2 separate regions of the Mus musculus genome follow, and region 2 is linked to region 1. Evidence: chromatin loops called from intact Hi-C (ENCODE). Cell type or tissue: gastrocnemius. All regions are shown on one strand.

Region 1 (8,000 bases):
CCTGACCCTGTGAACCTGGGTGCCAAGTGCCGAGAACCCTCTCTACCTGACCTGCAAGGTTAAACTGACCTATTGGTCTCCAGAAGCCCAATGTGCTCCTACCCAATACCCTCATGAATTGCACCCCTAGAGCCCAGGTAAGACCCTCCCATAAGCAGCTATGATGATCAGAGCCAGCTCCTGTAGTTCCCTGCCATTCTTACTGTCATCCTCCGAGGCCAGGTCCTGCTCAGCGTTGGCATAGGTGCGCAGGAACTCAGCGAAGGCCCCATCCCGGTCTAGCAGCTCCTGATAAGAACCCATCTCTGAGATCTTGCCGCCACTCATGACAATGATGACATCCACTTGGGGCAGGTAGCTGATACCATGGGTGACCAGGATCCGTGTCTATGGGTAAAACATAGACCTGGCCCCATCAGCACCATGGAGGAGACACTGTCACAGCACCGTTGAGATTAGGAGTATCTCAGGGCATGGTTCAGGTCCAAAGGCTGTGGGCACACGCACACCCATTCATATATTCCCTCTCTCCCTCCTCCTCTCTCCCTCCCTTCCCCCCACCCCACCCCCCACACCCTCTCTCACTCTCTCCACAGGACCCACCCTGTATCAGGCAGGAGCAGCAGGGGACAAAGAGAGCAGAGGCCTGCCTGGTCTCCAGGGATAAAGACAAAATGAACCACAGGCATGGAAGTAGTATTGGGATAGGGGAAGACAGTGTAGAGAGAATGCTAATGCAGAGTTGAGAAGACTATTTGGGGAGGAACCTCTAAGAGGGAGACAGAAACTACCAAGAGTGTGGACGAGGGGATAGTAAGGCCACCACACTACCTGCATTAGAGCCCATTGTGTGTTTGCAGTACTGGGGACTAAATTCAAAGCCTCTGCACACTAGGCAGGCACCCTACCACAAGGCTGCATCCCAAGCCCTTGTCTTTTAAGGTAAGTTCTTGCTGTATAGGCCAGGCTAGCCTAACTCTTCCATCTCAGCCTCCTCAGTGCTGGGCTAACACACACACACACACACACACACACACACACACACACACACACAGAGGACGCATGAAAGCAAGCCCAAGGATCAAAGACTTGTCCAAGGCCACACTGTCAATCAACTGAAGTCCTGGCCCTGGGAGAATACCTTGTTCTTCAGTAGGCCCATGGGACCAACCACCTTCTCAAAGATGTGCTTCCCAACATGTGCATCCACAGCCGAGAGGGGGTCATCAAAGAGGTAGATGTCAGAGTTAGAGTACACAGCCCGGGCCAGGCTCACACGCTGCTTCTGGCCCCCTGACAGGTTCACACCCTAGGAAGACAGTGGGAAGAGTGGGTTTCTTGGGATCCCCAGGACCCCAGAACCATACAAAACAAGAATGGGGACAGAAGAGCTGCTGACTGGGGCACCTGGCCCCCAGCACATACTCAGGGGAGGGAAGTAGACAGTCAGGCCTGCTGGCACGTCTATCAGTCCAGCTGCTCAGAGCCTGAGGAGGCAGGAAGACGGCAAGTTCAAAGTGAGCCTGGGCAACATCTCAACTGAAAAGTAAAAGAAGGGCTGCGGGTGCAGCTCAGTTACAGAACATGAGCCCAGCCTGTCCCGGGGTCTGTAGTGCCACAGAAAGAGGAGGAAGCGGCAGCTAATGGTATCTTAAAACTCATCAGCCTATAGAAGAGTCTATAGAAGACACAGTGTGGATGACAAAGATAGTATTATTTGTATACCTATTATATTATTAGGCAGTAGCTGACACACCTACTGTTGCTGTTAAGTGTTCTGTGGTGAGCTTCACCATGAGCTACCATTCCTATTAAAGTCACAGAGTGAAGCTGGCGGCACCCAGGGCACTTCACTCACAGAGGAAGGGTTCAGCACTGAGCAGCAGCAACCAACTTCCAACAATGAGGGACCAACACTGTGGCCATGTACAGCTCAAATGCCCAGTGACACCTACTGAGTAAACTGACCCAATCTGTGCCAAGACTGATCCTAGTAGCCAGCTCCCATATATACATATACATATACATATAATATACATATACATATGATATACATATACATATGATATACATAGACACATATATAGGCAGAGCTAGGGATGGGGCTCGGGGCCTTTGCCCATACTAAACAAGTATTCTACCATTAAGCCACATTGCTATCCATTTTTAGTATGTTATTTTGAGATGGGATCTTGCTGGTTACCTATTCTCCTGCCTCAGCTTCCTGCATTCTGGGATGATAGGCCCAGTTAAAGAAGATCCCTTTAGTCCCTGCATATTGAACTGAAGTAGACAAAATCAGTCAACCCTTGACTCCCTTCAAACTCTGGCACTGAGACTAGAAGGGGACAGTCAGGTATCTCCAAGTGCGAGATCCCAGCATTAACAAAACGGGAAAGGCTGATAAGCAGGCTGCCAACCAACCCCCAGCCTGTTTCGAAGACCCTGGCAATCCTGCCTTGGATCCCACATAATACTTAGACCCTTCGGTTTGCTTGGCACCTCCAACCTATTTAAACAAGGGTCCTAGGCAACCCAAAGGATCTCCAGGTCCATGCCAAGTAAAGACACCATGCATCAAATAAGCAAGCTGGGGAGAAGATCCTTGGCTGGAGACTAGGAACAGACAAACTCAGCTCTCCCAAGAGGTCCCTGACACTGGAGGTGGCTGCACTTCCAGCACACACACAAGACAATCACTTGCCCCACAGCAAATGGGCTGGGAGTCTCGTCCCTCTTCCAAAGTGGCAGCAGAACAGGGGACAGGAGGGACTTAAGAATCTCTTTCCCTGGGACTCGGCATCAGGCAAGTCTGCTGGCCTCCCTGAGCCTCCCTTTCCTCAGCAGTGCATTAGGGATCAGAGCAAACCCCTCTCATGAGCTACCATGCAGATGACTTAGGTTAAAAATGTTAGTATGGCAGCAGAGAGAAGTGGGTACCAGCTAGTCTAGAGCCGTCCCCATCATCAGTCCCCATCATCACTCGTATGCACATCCCCTAGGTACACTGTGACCTTGTCTTGTCCTGCGGGTGGCACAGTATGTGGCAAAGCACAGCATACCTTTGGCTTTTATTCTCTTACTCTACATCACCACGTGAGAGGCTCCCACTTAGATGGCGACTGACACCTCAACTAAGACCACAGCACCAAGAGCCATATGGTGGATACCCTGGCCAGACTTACATAGCATGGCAAAAGGAGCTTAGCCACAGGCTAGAGACAGCAGGTCCCTGACAATCCACTCACAGGCGGTCCCAACAAAGTTTGTCACACAGCAGCAGCTGATGCTGCCAGCTGTACCCATGTCACACTCACCTTCTCACCGATCTCTGTGCGGTCCCCACTGGGCAGGATTTCCAAATCTGGAAGAAGGGCACAGGCTTCCATAACTGCCTTGTAGTAATTTTCCTGCAGGGGGTGCCCAAACAGTATGTTCTCTCGGAGAGAGTCATTCTGAATCCAGGCCTGCTGGGGCACGTAGGCCACGGAGCCCTGTGTGGCAGGCAGTGGAAAAGACAGACAGACTTGATAAAAAGACAACAGCAGACACCTGCCTGTGAAAAGAACCAACTTCCCAAAACACACACAGCCAGGATAAGAAGAAAGGAGGGCACTGATCCACTGGAACAACAGACAAGGAACAAAAGAATCCAACTCCTTTAAGGGACAGAAAGGCCAGCTTGACTGGTCAAGGACAACTCATGGGACAGCAGGACAGCAGGAAAGCAGGTGTCAGGGATTAGTTCACACATGGCTAGTGTCATGCCCACCTTTATCAAAAAAAAAAAAGGTGATAGAAAGTCACAAAGGATTCTAAACTACAGGAATAGAAATCAATGACCTAAATCTGTATCTAAAATCTCAGAAAAAAAAAAGACCAAATTGCTATTTAAACATTCCAGTTTCTATGAGCCTCAAGTGTCAGGACCCCTCAATTGTACAGCTCAAAAAATACTCAGCCATAGGCCATGTCTACCAAGACACTGGGGAAAACTAACACTTTCAATATACTTTCTGAAATCACCAGCTATAAATAGTTCTTGGACACAGGGCACCAGTGCCTGGGATGGCAGGAACCCAGGAACTATGAAACAGACTGCAGCATGGATCTAATGACAAACAATTTCCCTTTGTCAACCTTGGGCATGTTGGAAGAAACAAGCGAGCACATCCAGAAGCAGCAGCTATCTGCCTGGACCCAGATGCTGCTCACTTACTTCCAAAGAGCACTGAACCAGCAAGGGGAAGATCTGGATTGAAATCAAACAGTGACGTAAGACCACATCCCCACACTCGAGTTCTCAGGGGAAGGGGATGCAGATGACAGGCAGGTACAGGCAAACACATCTGGCACAAGCTGGCTCAAGCAAAATAGCTGGGGTTGTATTGTGTTTTTTTATCCCCAGCTGCTCCAGAGGCTGCTGGTGATACTCTGGATCTTATTTACATAGCAGGCAAAGGCCTCCAAGGGAATAAAGCACTTGTAGAAAAGTCCCAAGAGACTCATTTTCACAGCAGCCGTCAACTCACAGAAAGTTTAGCTCAGCTCAGAGCATGCTGGGCCTTGAATTGCTAAAGCCACACGCTTTCCCTCCAGGCCCGTATTAAGAATTCAAGTAACACTAAAGATTTAAAATGTGTTTCTTACACCAGGTTCTGAGATTATTCCAGCCACATCAATCAGTACTGAAGTTATGCCCTATTTACAAGATTCAAAAGAAAGAAGAAGCCAGAAGGTTCTATCCAGAGACCACAGGATGAAGTGAGAGCGGGGGTTGGGGGAGCCTTCCCTGACAGGATGCTGGGAGATCCTCCAGAGTCTTTACCCCTCCTTCCCTCTGTCCGACATTTTCAGGCAGATACATCATTGTATTTTGGTCATATTCACCATTGTGCCTCTCCCTTTCTTGGTTTCTTCCTCCCTCAAACAGCCCTTTCTGCTTTCAACACACGCACACGCACACGCACACGCACACACACACACACACCCTCGTGTATTATTCAGCCAGGAAAACAGGAAAATGGTTGGGGCTGGAGATCATGTGAAGTGAAATAAAACAAATTCAGAAGGAAGGCAAGAGCCATGAACAAGCACTCCTCGGCAGTACATCTAAGCATTCACGGCCTGTTGACTGAGCAGCTATCACATGTCACACTGGCCAAGGCACTGAGCAAAGAAAGAAGTGGCTGTCACTGAAACCTTGCTTTCCTAGATGAGCCGAGATGGCTGCTTCTTTTGACAGTTTGTAAGAGACACTGGGCTGAGCCTTCCTCCCAGACCATCTCTCCCCATCCTGGTCCCCATCCTACCTTGAGAGTCACATGTCCCTCCACCTTGTCCATCTCAGCCAGCAGGGCTGACAGCAGAGATGACTTCCCGCAGCCTACCTGGCCCACCACGGCCACAAGGGCTCCTTCAGGAATGGAGAAGGTGATGCTGCAAGGACACAATGAGGAGCCTGAAATAACACAATGTCCTATACCCTCCCTGCCAAGGGTGTGCTGGTCAACACCTGAAGACCTCCAAGAGTGTGGGGCAAGGAGGGCCATGGCCTCAGGGGCCCAATGTAAATGTATTACAAAGCCCAGGCAACACAGAGCCCAGGGGCTTGCTACATGTCACCCAAGAGAACTGATAGAGGGTATTCGCCTATCTGACACCACAACACTTTGTCCCCAGTGACAACTTGGCTGAGAAAATTCAGAAGACAGAAGACCAGGGTAACAGGCCAGGTCTGGAAAAAGATTCAAAACACTGAGGGGCTGCGCAGAGAGACCAGAGCTGAGTTCCAGAATGGCCTTATCAACTGTTGTCTTTATGTTTGTGTACATGTGTGTATACTTGGGGTGGCCAGAGGTCAACACTAATCCTCAGGGTCTGTCTGCCTTGTAGTTTTCTTGAGACAAGGTCTATACTAACCTAGAGTTTTTCAAATATACCAGGATGGTTAGGCAGTAAGTTCCACGGATCTGAAGCACATACTACTACATCCAGATCCTCTTCTTGCACAGCAATCACTCTATTGACTAAGCCATCTCCCCAGAACCTTCCACCCCCATCCCAGGTAAGGTCTCACAATAGCCCATGCTAGCTGCCAACTCACTATGTAAGCAAGATTGATCCACCACTCCCGCTCCTCCTGCCTCTGCATCCCAAATGCTGAGATTACAGGTGTACACCACCATGCTCAGCTTTGCAATGGCCTGCTAACGAACAGAAGTGCTGGTGCACACCTTCAATCTCACCACTTAGGAGACAGGTGACAGAGGCTGGTGGATCTGTGTAAGTTCGAGGCCAGCATGGTCTGCATGAGTTACAAGCTAGTCAACATGGAACAGTAAGGCTCTATCTCAAAAAAAATAAAGGAAGAAGAAGAAAAGAAGAAGAAGAAGAAAAGAAGAAGGAGGAGGAGGAGGAGGAGGAAAGAAGAAGAAAGAAGAAGAAGAAGAAGAAGAAGAAGAAGAAGAAGAAGAAGAAGAAGAAGGAGGAGGAGGAGGAGGAGGAGGAGGAGGAGGAGGAGGAGGAGGAGGAGGAGGAGGAAGGAAGAAGGAAGGAAGAAGGAAGGAGGAAGAAGGAGGAAGAAGGAGGAAGGAGAAAAAGAAGAAGAAAGAAGAAGAAAGAAGGAGGAAGAAGGAAGAAGAAGGAAGAAGAAGAAAGAAGAAGAAGAAGGAAGAAGAAGAAGAAGAAGAAAGAAGGAAGAAGAAGGAAGAAGAAGGAAGAAGAAGGAAGAAGAAGGAAGAAGAAGGAAGAAGAAGGAAGAAGAAGGAAGAAGAAGGAAGAAGAAGGAAGAAGAAGGAAGAAGAAGGAAGAAGAAGGAAGAAGAAGGAAGAAGAAGGAAGAAGAAGGAAGAAGAAGGAAGAAGAAGGAAGAAGAAGGAAGAAGAAGGAAGAAGAAGGAAGAAGAAGGAAGAAGAAGGAAGAAGAAGGAAGAAGAAGGAAGAAGAAGGAAGAAGAAGGAAGAAGAAGGAAGAAGAAGGAAGAAGAAGGAAGAAGAAGGAAGAAGAAGGAAGAAGAAGGAAGAAGAAGGAAGAAGAAGGAAGAAGAAGGAAGAAGAAGGAAGAAGAAGGAAGAAGAAGGAAGAAGAAGGAAGAAGAAGGAAGAAGAAGGAAGAAGAAGGAAGAAGAAGAAAGAAAGAAGAAAGAAAGAAGAAAGAAAGAAGAAAGAAAGAAGAAAGAAAGAAGAAAGAAAGAAGAAAGAAAGAAGAAAGAAAGAAGAAAGAAAGAAGGAAGAAAGAAGGAAGAAAGAAGGAAGAAAGAAGGAAGAAAGAAGGAAGAAAGAAGGAAGGAGAAGGAGAAGGAGAAGGAGAAGGAGAAGGAGAAGGAGAAGGAGAAGGAGAAGGAGAAGGAGAAGGAGAAGGAGAAGGAGAAGGAGAAGGAGAAGGAGAAGGAGAAGAAGAAGAAGAAGAAGAAGAAGAAGAAGAAGAAGAAGAAGAAGAAGAAGAAGAAGAAGAAGAAGAAGAAATAGAGCTGTAGGCTCTACAGCCACAGTGGCTTGTCATCAGTGGCTTGTAACACTGCTGCTTCTGCAGCTGACAGCTCAGAACACTGGTCTCCGTGCCCAGACCAGCCAGCCACATGGGCATCCCAGGCTCGCAAGCAAGGTCCCTTCCTTGGGTACTGGTTTCAAAGCTGGCTAACTATATGGATCAACTGTTTGATTCTTCTGTGTATGCACATAGGAGTGCAAGGTAGAGAGAAAACTCAGGTGTCATTTCTCAGGTACCATCCATCTTTTTTTTTTTTTTTAAGACAAGGTCTGTCACTGGCCTAGAACTCACCTAACAGGCTACTGAGCCCCAGGAATCTTCCTGTTTCTGTTTCCCCAATGCTGGGATTACACGGTGTCACCATGCCTAGCTTTTGTCACAGGGATTCTAAGGACCACATTCGGATCTTTAATTATTGAGTCCCCTCGCTAGCCCCTGAAACACTCATTGCTGTTGAGTCTTTTGTGCTGCATTTGTGAGGAGCAATGCCATGGGACCACCCTACGCAGAAC
Region 2 (8,000 bases), 130 kb after region 1:
TCACCAAGGGAAGTCAGGACTGGAACTCAAGTAGGTCAGGATGCAGGAGCTGATGCAGAGGCTATGGAGGGATGTTCCTTACTGGCTTGCTTCCTCTGGCTTGCTCTGCCTGCTCTCTTATAGAACCCAAGACTACCAGCCCAGGGATGGCACCACCCACAATGGGCCCCACTTTATCACTAATTGAGAAAATGCCTTACAGCTGGATCTCATGGAGGCATTTCCTCAACTGAAGCTCCTTTCTCTGTGATAACTCCAGCCTGTGTCAAGTTGACACATAGAACCAGCCAGTTCATACAGCCACCAAATCTGGAAACTATTGTGGATGCTGGGAAGTGTTTGCTGCTGGAAGCCTGATATGGCTGTATCCTGAGAGGCTCTACCAGAGCCTGACAAATACAGATGCCAACCATTGGACTGAGCGTGGGGGGTCCCCGGTAAAGGAGTTGAAGAAGGGTCTGAAGGAGCTGAGGGGGTTTGCAGCCCCATGGAGGAGCAACAGTCTTAACAGGCCAGGTCTCCTGGAGCTTCCAGGGACTGGACCACCAATCAAAGACTACAAATGGAGGGACCCATGGCATTGGCCACATATGTGGCAGAGGATGGCCTTGTTGGACATTTTGGAAGGAGAGGCTCTTGGGTCTGAGAGTGTTCGATGCCCCAGTGTAGGGGAATGCCAAGCAGGGAAGGACATGAGGAAGTGGGTGGGTGGGGGAGTACCCCATAGAGGCAGGGGGAGAGAGAATGGGATAGAGGGCTTTTGAAGGGGAGACCTGGGAAGGGGAAAACATTTGAAATGTAAATAAAGAAAATATCCAATTTAAAAATAAAAAACGTGAAACCCTCAGGAGTCTGGCTGATGCCTTTGAATTAACAAGGCATTTACTGATAGTCATCCCCCAGCCTCTGCACTATGCTATCTTTGCACAAGTTGCCTTGGCTTGTCTTCAGAGAAATTGCTATTTCCAAAAGCTGCTGCCCATATTTGTAAAATTCCACCTACAGGAGGATTTTTCCAGCTCTCTGCAGCCTCTCATAGCAACACCTCTCCTAGAAGGAAACTACTGAGTTTCTTGGTGAAATGGTGTTAAACTCCTTTGAGCCCAGCCCACTGCTTTGTTGGTCTGTTTTCCTCTACAGCTTGCATTTCAGCAAGAATTACCACAAGAATTTCTTAATCTCTAAATCACTTGGTAAACAAGGCTTTAAATAAATTTCTTGCTCTATCAAAATGGCTGGATGGTCAAAGAGGCACAAGGTATCTCTTTACCAGGAGGAACCATTTTGTTTGCTCTAACAGACTAATATAAATATCCACATTTAACAACAAATGAATAAAATCAAATACCTAAATAGAACAAAACTAAATTTCACTCTAAAACTTCCTCTTGACAACATTTAAATGTTGTTTCTATTCCTTGTGAATTCCATGGCCTCACTGTAGTGGGGAGAACTGGCCTTTAGGCTCATTAAAATCTGAATGTAATGTCACCTCTCCCTAGTGTTCTGATTGCTTTGCTGAGTCAGTGACTTTATATTCTATAAATGTTTTATCTATGGGGTGAAGTGCCTTGTGAGAATTCAGTCCCATCATTCTTCAAACATATACTCTCAAAGACACAGGTGAAATAGACAGGGTTTTCTGTCACTCGATGCAGCTGGCCTGGGCACCTGCTGTGGATGACAGAGTTAGCAGGCAGTCCTCAATGTCATGATGCTGGTGAGTTTAGCCTTTCTGTTGGTTGAGTTCAGCCTTTCTGTTGGTTCCAGGTACAATGCAAGCCACCCTCTGCTGTGACATGACTGATCCATGAGTCACCTGGCACACCTTGGGGCGTAGAGCCAGATGGGGATCAGAGGAAGATGACTTGTCACTAAATAGAGTGCCAGATTCCTTGGGAAGTTCCAGAGGGTGCTCATGTGTGCTATAGACTTGAGAGAGCACTCTTGCAATCAACACTGCAGGGAAGGAGAAAGGTTGACGTCTTCTTCTTCTTCTTCTTCTTCTTCTTCTTCTTCTTCTTCTTCTTCTTCTTCTTCTAATTTATTTATTTATTTATTTATTTATTTATTTATTTTCGAGACAGGGTTTCTCTATATAGCCCTGGCTGTCCCGGAACACTCACTTTGTAGACCAGGCTGGCCTCGAACTCAGAAATCCGCCTGCCTCTGCCTCCCGAGTGCTGGGATTAAAGGCGTCTGACACCACGCCCGGCTATTTATTTATATAATGTATATGAGTACACTGTAGCTGTACAGATGGTTGTGAGCCAGCATGTGGTTGCTGGGAATTGAACTCAGGACCTCTGCTCACTCTGGCCCAAAGATTTATTTATTATTATATGTAAGAACACTGTAGCTGTCTTCAGACACTCCAGAAGAGGGTGTCAGATCTCATTATGGATGGTTATGAGCCACAATGTGGTTGCTGGGATTTGAACTCTGGATCTTCAGAAGAGCAGTCAGTGCTCTTAACCACTGAGCCATCTCGCCAGCCTGAAAGGTGGTCTTCTAAGCAGCCTCACCACAGCCTCCCCTCTCCTTGGGAAGCTCCATGGTAAGGGAATCCTACATGACTGACCCAAGCTCCAACTGACCCCAAGAGGGACCAGGCACAGAGAAGTCTTGTCTCTAAAAAGTTGATATAACCTTGGCATTATGAGTGGGCCAGTGTCATGTATATCTACTTGGAAACTTTCTTTTAATTTGTGCCTTTCCCCATTCTCGGCCCTACTCACTCCCAAGATAGAGGCGGAGCCCACTCTGACCCCAGAAGGTTAGGGAAGAAGTGAGGTTAAGAAGGTTAAGGGAAAGTTTGAGATGACGGCTCTGTATCTATTTTTGGTGAGCATGGTGAGAATACTAAGTCACATAATGCTTTGCCTCTGGAATTCCTCATCAGTATATCAATAGTGCTGTTCACCTGTAGAATTGGTTAATCCTTCTAATTTCCTGAGCTACTGACCAAGTATTCAGGCACCATGGTTTTACAAAATAGGAAAGCCTAACTGAGTAAGACCATTCTAAGGCTACAGAACAGGTTTCGAAGGTTACTCAGGTCTTCAAATTTATGCAGCAAGAACTTTATTCACTGAGCCATTCCTCTAAATGGATTTCAAACTTTAAAACTGCTACCCACTTTAAGAAATATCTCAGAAGCCTGATATGGTGATGTACTCCTGTCATTGCAGCACTTGGGAGGCTAAAGAAAGGAGGGCTAATTCAAAGCCACCCTGTGCACTTCAGAAAAAAAACAAAACAAAGCTAATCTTAGGAAGAACATACATCTATCTCCCTGAGGCAAATTTAAAAACAAAACCAAGTTGTGGCAGTATAGGGGCGTTCATCACTTTGAGAATGAGGCAAAAAGAGTGTTTGTTGTTAGTTCAATGTCAGCCTGAGCTACAGAGTGAATGCCCAGATAGCGTGGACTACAAGATGAGACAAAAACAAACAAACACCCAATGATTTCTTTTAAAGTCTATATTTTCTATTTCTTACAGTTTACTTCCTCGAAAATATGCTCACTAGCATCCACTCATAGACTTCCACTATTGGGCTGTCCAGAATTTTAAGGGTCCAGTGTCTTAGACTCCCTGGAGAGTCAACTGCCATTATACTGCCTCACATTTTGAATGTATTATTCCCATGTTTGTTCTTCTTAATCTTTTATCAGCTGTTTCCACAAACAACTCGAGGATTCCAAATGTACTCGGTGTTAACGGTAGTGTAGAGAGCAAGCTTTGAAGAGATGCTGGCCTGGGTTTAGGTTATCACCTGCTCCACCATTTGCCAGTGATCTTCCTTTAGACACTCAACTTCCTCCTCTGTATAACGGGCATCATTGACCTGAGGCGTGTAAAGACTTCCTAGTGTTCACTTTCGAGTGGGTGCCGTGTAAGATGATTTTTAAGGTGGCACTTCTCAGACTAACAGCATCCATCCACAGCATTCTGGAAGTTGACAGAAAAACCAACTCTTGGTCCGTGCCTCAGAAAGACCCAAGGGTGGGTCAGAGCAGTCTGTTCTAACCAGTCTTCCAGGTAATTCTGACGCTGGGTTGTGTCTGGGACTCGGACTGAGCACAAAGCCTGCCAAGGTGCGGGGAGGGGAGGTGAACAATCAGCACCTTGACCTGTAGGACTTGGGCGGCGACAAAAGGCAAAGCAGTTGGGTACAGATTTGGCTCTGGCTCCAAGCTTTTCTGCAGTGTAGCCCGCCTCACACGGTCGCTGATTGGTGGAGTCTCATGTGGCGGCTCGCCAATCACCGGAGCGCAGGCACAGACGCGGTCTAGCAGAGCCATACTCCTATTGGTTGGAGGCCGCGCCGAGAGCCGTGCGTACGCACTGGAGAGGCGTGGCACCAGCAGCCGTTGAAAAATGGCGACTGTTACGGAACTGAAAGCTGGTGAGTGCATTGAGGGGATGCTCGGTTGCGGGAAGCGTCGAACCTTCCGTATATGATAGGGATGGGACAGAAGGAGAGCGCGCGGGACATCGGCTCATCTTTTTCCAGGGTCGTTCTAGGGTGGCAGGGCCCACCAGGGGCGGCCTTTGCGCATGCGCTATGTTAGGGCCAGCCTTTGAGCTGGAGGAAGGGACTGGTATCTGTTGTCCCCTCAGGACCTCTGGGTATCTCTTAGAACCCTACTGAGCAGACAGCGCCCAAAGGCCTGCGTTCCGAGCTGACCACGACAACACCACAGCCACGATTTGGTGACAGACACACTTCCCAATGATTTGCACGGCTAGCCCATCCGGACGACAACGTATGGCTAGGTCCTCCTTGTCCTTTGGCAGAAACCTGAGACAGAGTTGTCCATCCTGGCGGCTCTTCAGGATTTTTCGGAAGAGGTTTTCCAAAATGGTTGGTTGTGTGCAGGGTGCATGCAGGTTCCATCCCCAGGACTACAAAACAAGGAGTAGACATCAATAACGCGTGTATACTGTTAACTCTGAATAGTAATTAGAGTTAACGTTTGAGTTGTAATTGGAGTTAAGGTTCAGTATGTGATTCTATCAGACCCTTAACAACTCATCCAACTTGATTCTGTGTAGCAACGCTATGTCCATTTCATACATGAGAGTTGGAATATTTCATCCACGATAATTTAGATAGAAATCGACTCGTGTGGAAACCCCATAAGGTGCACTGGCTTAATCATGCCATTCTGCTTCCCGTAGAATAAACCTAGTTCTGAGTGTCAAGGAATTCAGAGACTAAGCCAACGGTAATGGAAATCTGGAGAGAACCAAATGGAATAGTTTGGAGACTAAGATGTAGTAACTATTGACTGCATATGTATTGGGGACACTGCTGGTGAGCATTCCAAAAGCAGACATACCTCAGTCCCCAGGAGGGACTTCACATGAGTCAATGAGCTGTTCTGGGGATGGGAGTATACATAGTACATGTATATTGTATAAACTTTTCATAGGATTTCAAGATAAAGTCTATGGAAAAGAAGTTGGGTTAAGACCAATTCCTGAAGGCATTTTTATAATAATAGCATTGTAAGCATAAGACTACAAGTAGCAAAATGATAAAAGAGCCCAGAGGTTATCCCTACAAATTGAGGGGGACCTCCTTATATATGTTCTTCTGCGTTCTCTGGTTCTTGGTATGCTTTGTGTCTGAGAGAAAAGTAATAAAAACTTGTTCCTAATCAGTGATCTTACATTTTCTGGGCTTTTACTGGTCTAAAACCTCTTCCATTTCACCTAGCTCTTTCTCTGAGAAGTAGAGTTCATTACCTCGGAGAAGGCAGCTGAGGCATGGTTTAGGAATCTGCCACCAAGTATGAAGGACATGCTGCGTTTCCCAAATCCAGCTCATTACTTTGCGTTTTCTGCAAAGTTTGAGGCTGTACTGTGTGTACTTCAGAGTAACTGGGACAGGATGCTTGCCAGTAGAAAAGACTCTTTCCCTTAATTTCCAAAGATGGAACTAGAGAACGGGGATTGTGTTATGATCTTAAGATAAAGCTGTCCTTTTATGGACCTGTTTCAGAGTATAATTGGTTGACACCTGTAGAAAGGTTGAAGGAGTGCTTTAGAAATAAAAGAGAAGAAAAGTGAAAAGTCTAAGAGTGGCTATCCTCGATCACGTGGCCAAGGACTGTTGTTAGTTACTAAAGATCAGAAACTCTGCTTATATGTACCTAAATGTTTCCGAACTGCTCTATGGGTTTTAATTATTGTGGCATATTAATGCCTTTGCCATCGGCAGAGCAAAGTGCACTATTAACCTACAGTTTTCATCAATAATGTAAGGTACTATATTATAAATATTTAGTGGGTTCTTAACTGTATTCTAGGCATTATGTTGATTTTCTAAAATTGCTGTTTAGTCACAAAAGACTATTTGAGAAAGGAAGGTTCCATATTACTGTTAAGGGATGATGACAGCTCAACCCTAGCCCATTTTCTATACTCAGTCTGTATACTTATTTCAACTTTTGATGTTTGTCACAGTGTACCTTTTCAAGACATAAGGTTACATTTGACATGCATACTCCTGACTCCATAAGTTAGCAGTGGTATAGTCCCTTATTCGAGTATCATTACATTTCTTTTTTTTTTAAGATTTATTTTTGTGTTTCTCTCTCTCTTTCTCTCCCTCTCTCTCTCCCTCCCTCCCTCTCCCTCTCAGCCGTTGTGTTGCACGCGCGCCCGCGCATGTGCGTGTGTGTGTGTGTGTGTGTGTGTGTGTGTGTGTGTGTGTGTGTGCGCATGTGTACAAGAGGAGGCCAGAAGAGGGCCCGGAGTTCCCCTGGAGTTACAGATGGTTGTGAGCTGCCCACGTAGGTACCAGGAAGCAAACTGAGGTCCTCTGCAAGAACAATACACATTCCTTACTAAGTCATCTCTTCCGCCCCTTATGTTACATTTCTAACCAGGCTGGGCATTTCAAAATCCTACTGTTGGGCTAGTAATGTAGCTTGCTTGTCATGCGTGAGGTCCTGGGTTCAATCCCCAGCGACACAGGCATTGGGAGTGGTAATGAACACCTATAATCCCATCACAGCCTACTTGTGAGATAGAAGAAGGAGAATCAGAAGTTCAGGGTCATGTTCAGCCTAAGAAGTTATCCTTGGGATACAGCCTAGGTATGAAGCCCAAGCTGATCTGACTTCCCATCCTCCCAAGTACTAGGATTATAGGAATCTGCCACCGTTCAGCTAGGTAGAGTCAGGTGGGTCTCTCTGAGTTTGAGGCCAGCTTGGTATGCATAGTAAGTTCCAGGACAGCCACAGCTACATAGACTCTGTCTCAAAAAAACAAAACAAAACAAAACAACCCAAAACTATGGATTTCAAAAGTTGGTCTGCATTAATAGTAATAATGACACATCCCTCTTTTGTGGAGGGCAGGTGGTTTTCTGTAATTACCCTGGATTAAAGTACTGTCTGAATCCGCGTGGGAGCTGTGGGTGTGAGCGAACTGTAATTGTGGTCAACCTTTTCTCCCACTCAGCTATAGTCCCTAACTAAAGCTACAGCACTGATAAGCTTGAATTTGCACAAATATTGATTTGATCATTACTGATGTCATTGTTCCGCTTGTCTCTTTGAATCAAGAGCTATATTTGTGTCATTCTCCTTTTAAACATTATTCTTTAGCACATACCTGAAATATCAACACTTACACTATAACAGAAGCATTTATATTTTATATTTATTTAACAGTTTTAAAGGACACCTTGGAAAAAAGGGGAGTGTTAGGACATTTAAAAGCAAGGATCCGTGCTGAAGTTTTCAATGCCCTGGATGATGATCGTGAACCCCGACCGTCTTTGTCTCATGAGAACCTTCTAATTAATGAATTAATTAGGGAGTATTTGGAATTCAATAAATATAAATACACAGCCTCTGTCCTCATAGCAGGTAAGTGGTTATTCAACACTGGAGAAAAGATCTCCTTTTTTTCCCTAATTCTTAGAAAGCATTTAGCCTGAATATGTAATTTCATGACTGTGTCAGGCAGGTGACTGAACAC

Evidence for each region. Peaks named below come from ENCODE experiments on the same cell type or tissue, not always from the same donor. Only the 100,000 strongest peaks of a DNase experiment are listed, where the experiment ranks them.
Region 2: it touches region 1 in a loop (8-fold over the local background); 7 of 42 quality-filtered maps call a loop at or near these places.

What each region holds. Positions count from the first base shown.
Region 1 is chr16:14,440,787-14,448,786 of GRCm38, reverse strand. It overlaps Abcc1 (ATP-binding cassette, sub-family C (CFTR/MRP), member 1), which reads right to left. Exons shown (of 31, transcript NM_008576.3): 16 at 5,313-5,439; 17 at 3,318-3,494; 18 at 1,142-1,309; 19 at 204-387. Among named protein-coding and RNA genes, the nearest start is that of Abcc1, 83 kb to the right of the region's middle. In gastrocnemius, a CTCF peak has its summit at 3,415 (motif pointing right); no DNase peak of the experiment used is centred here; H3K4me3 peaks cover 381 bases; H3K27ac peaks cover 3,113 bases.
Region 2 is chr16:14,313,704-14,321,703 of GRCm38, reverse strand. It overlaps Cep20 (centrosomal protein 20), which reads left to right and starts at 4,372. Exons shown (of 5, transcript NM_025345.2): 1 at 4,372-4,410; 2 at 7,691-7,888. The coding sequence starts at 4,383. In gastrocnemius, no CTCF peak of the experiment used is centred here; DNase peaks (open chromatin) are centred at 1,836 and 4,269; H3K4me3 peaks cover 2,137 bases; H3K27ac peaks cover 1,759 bases.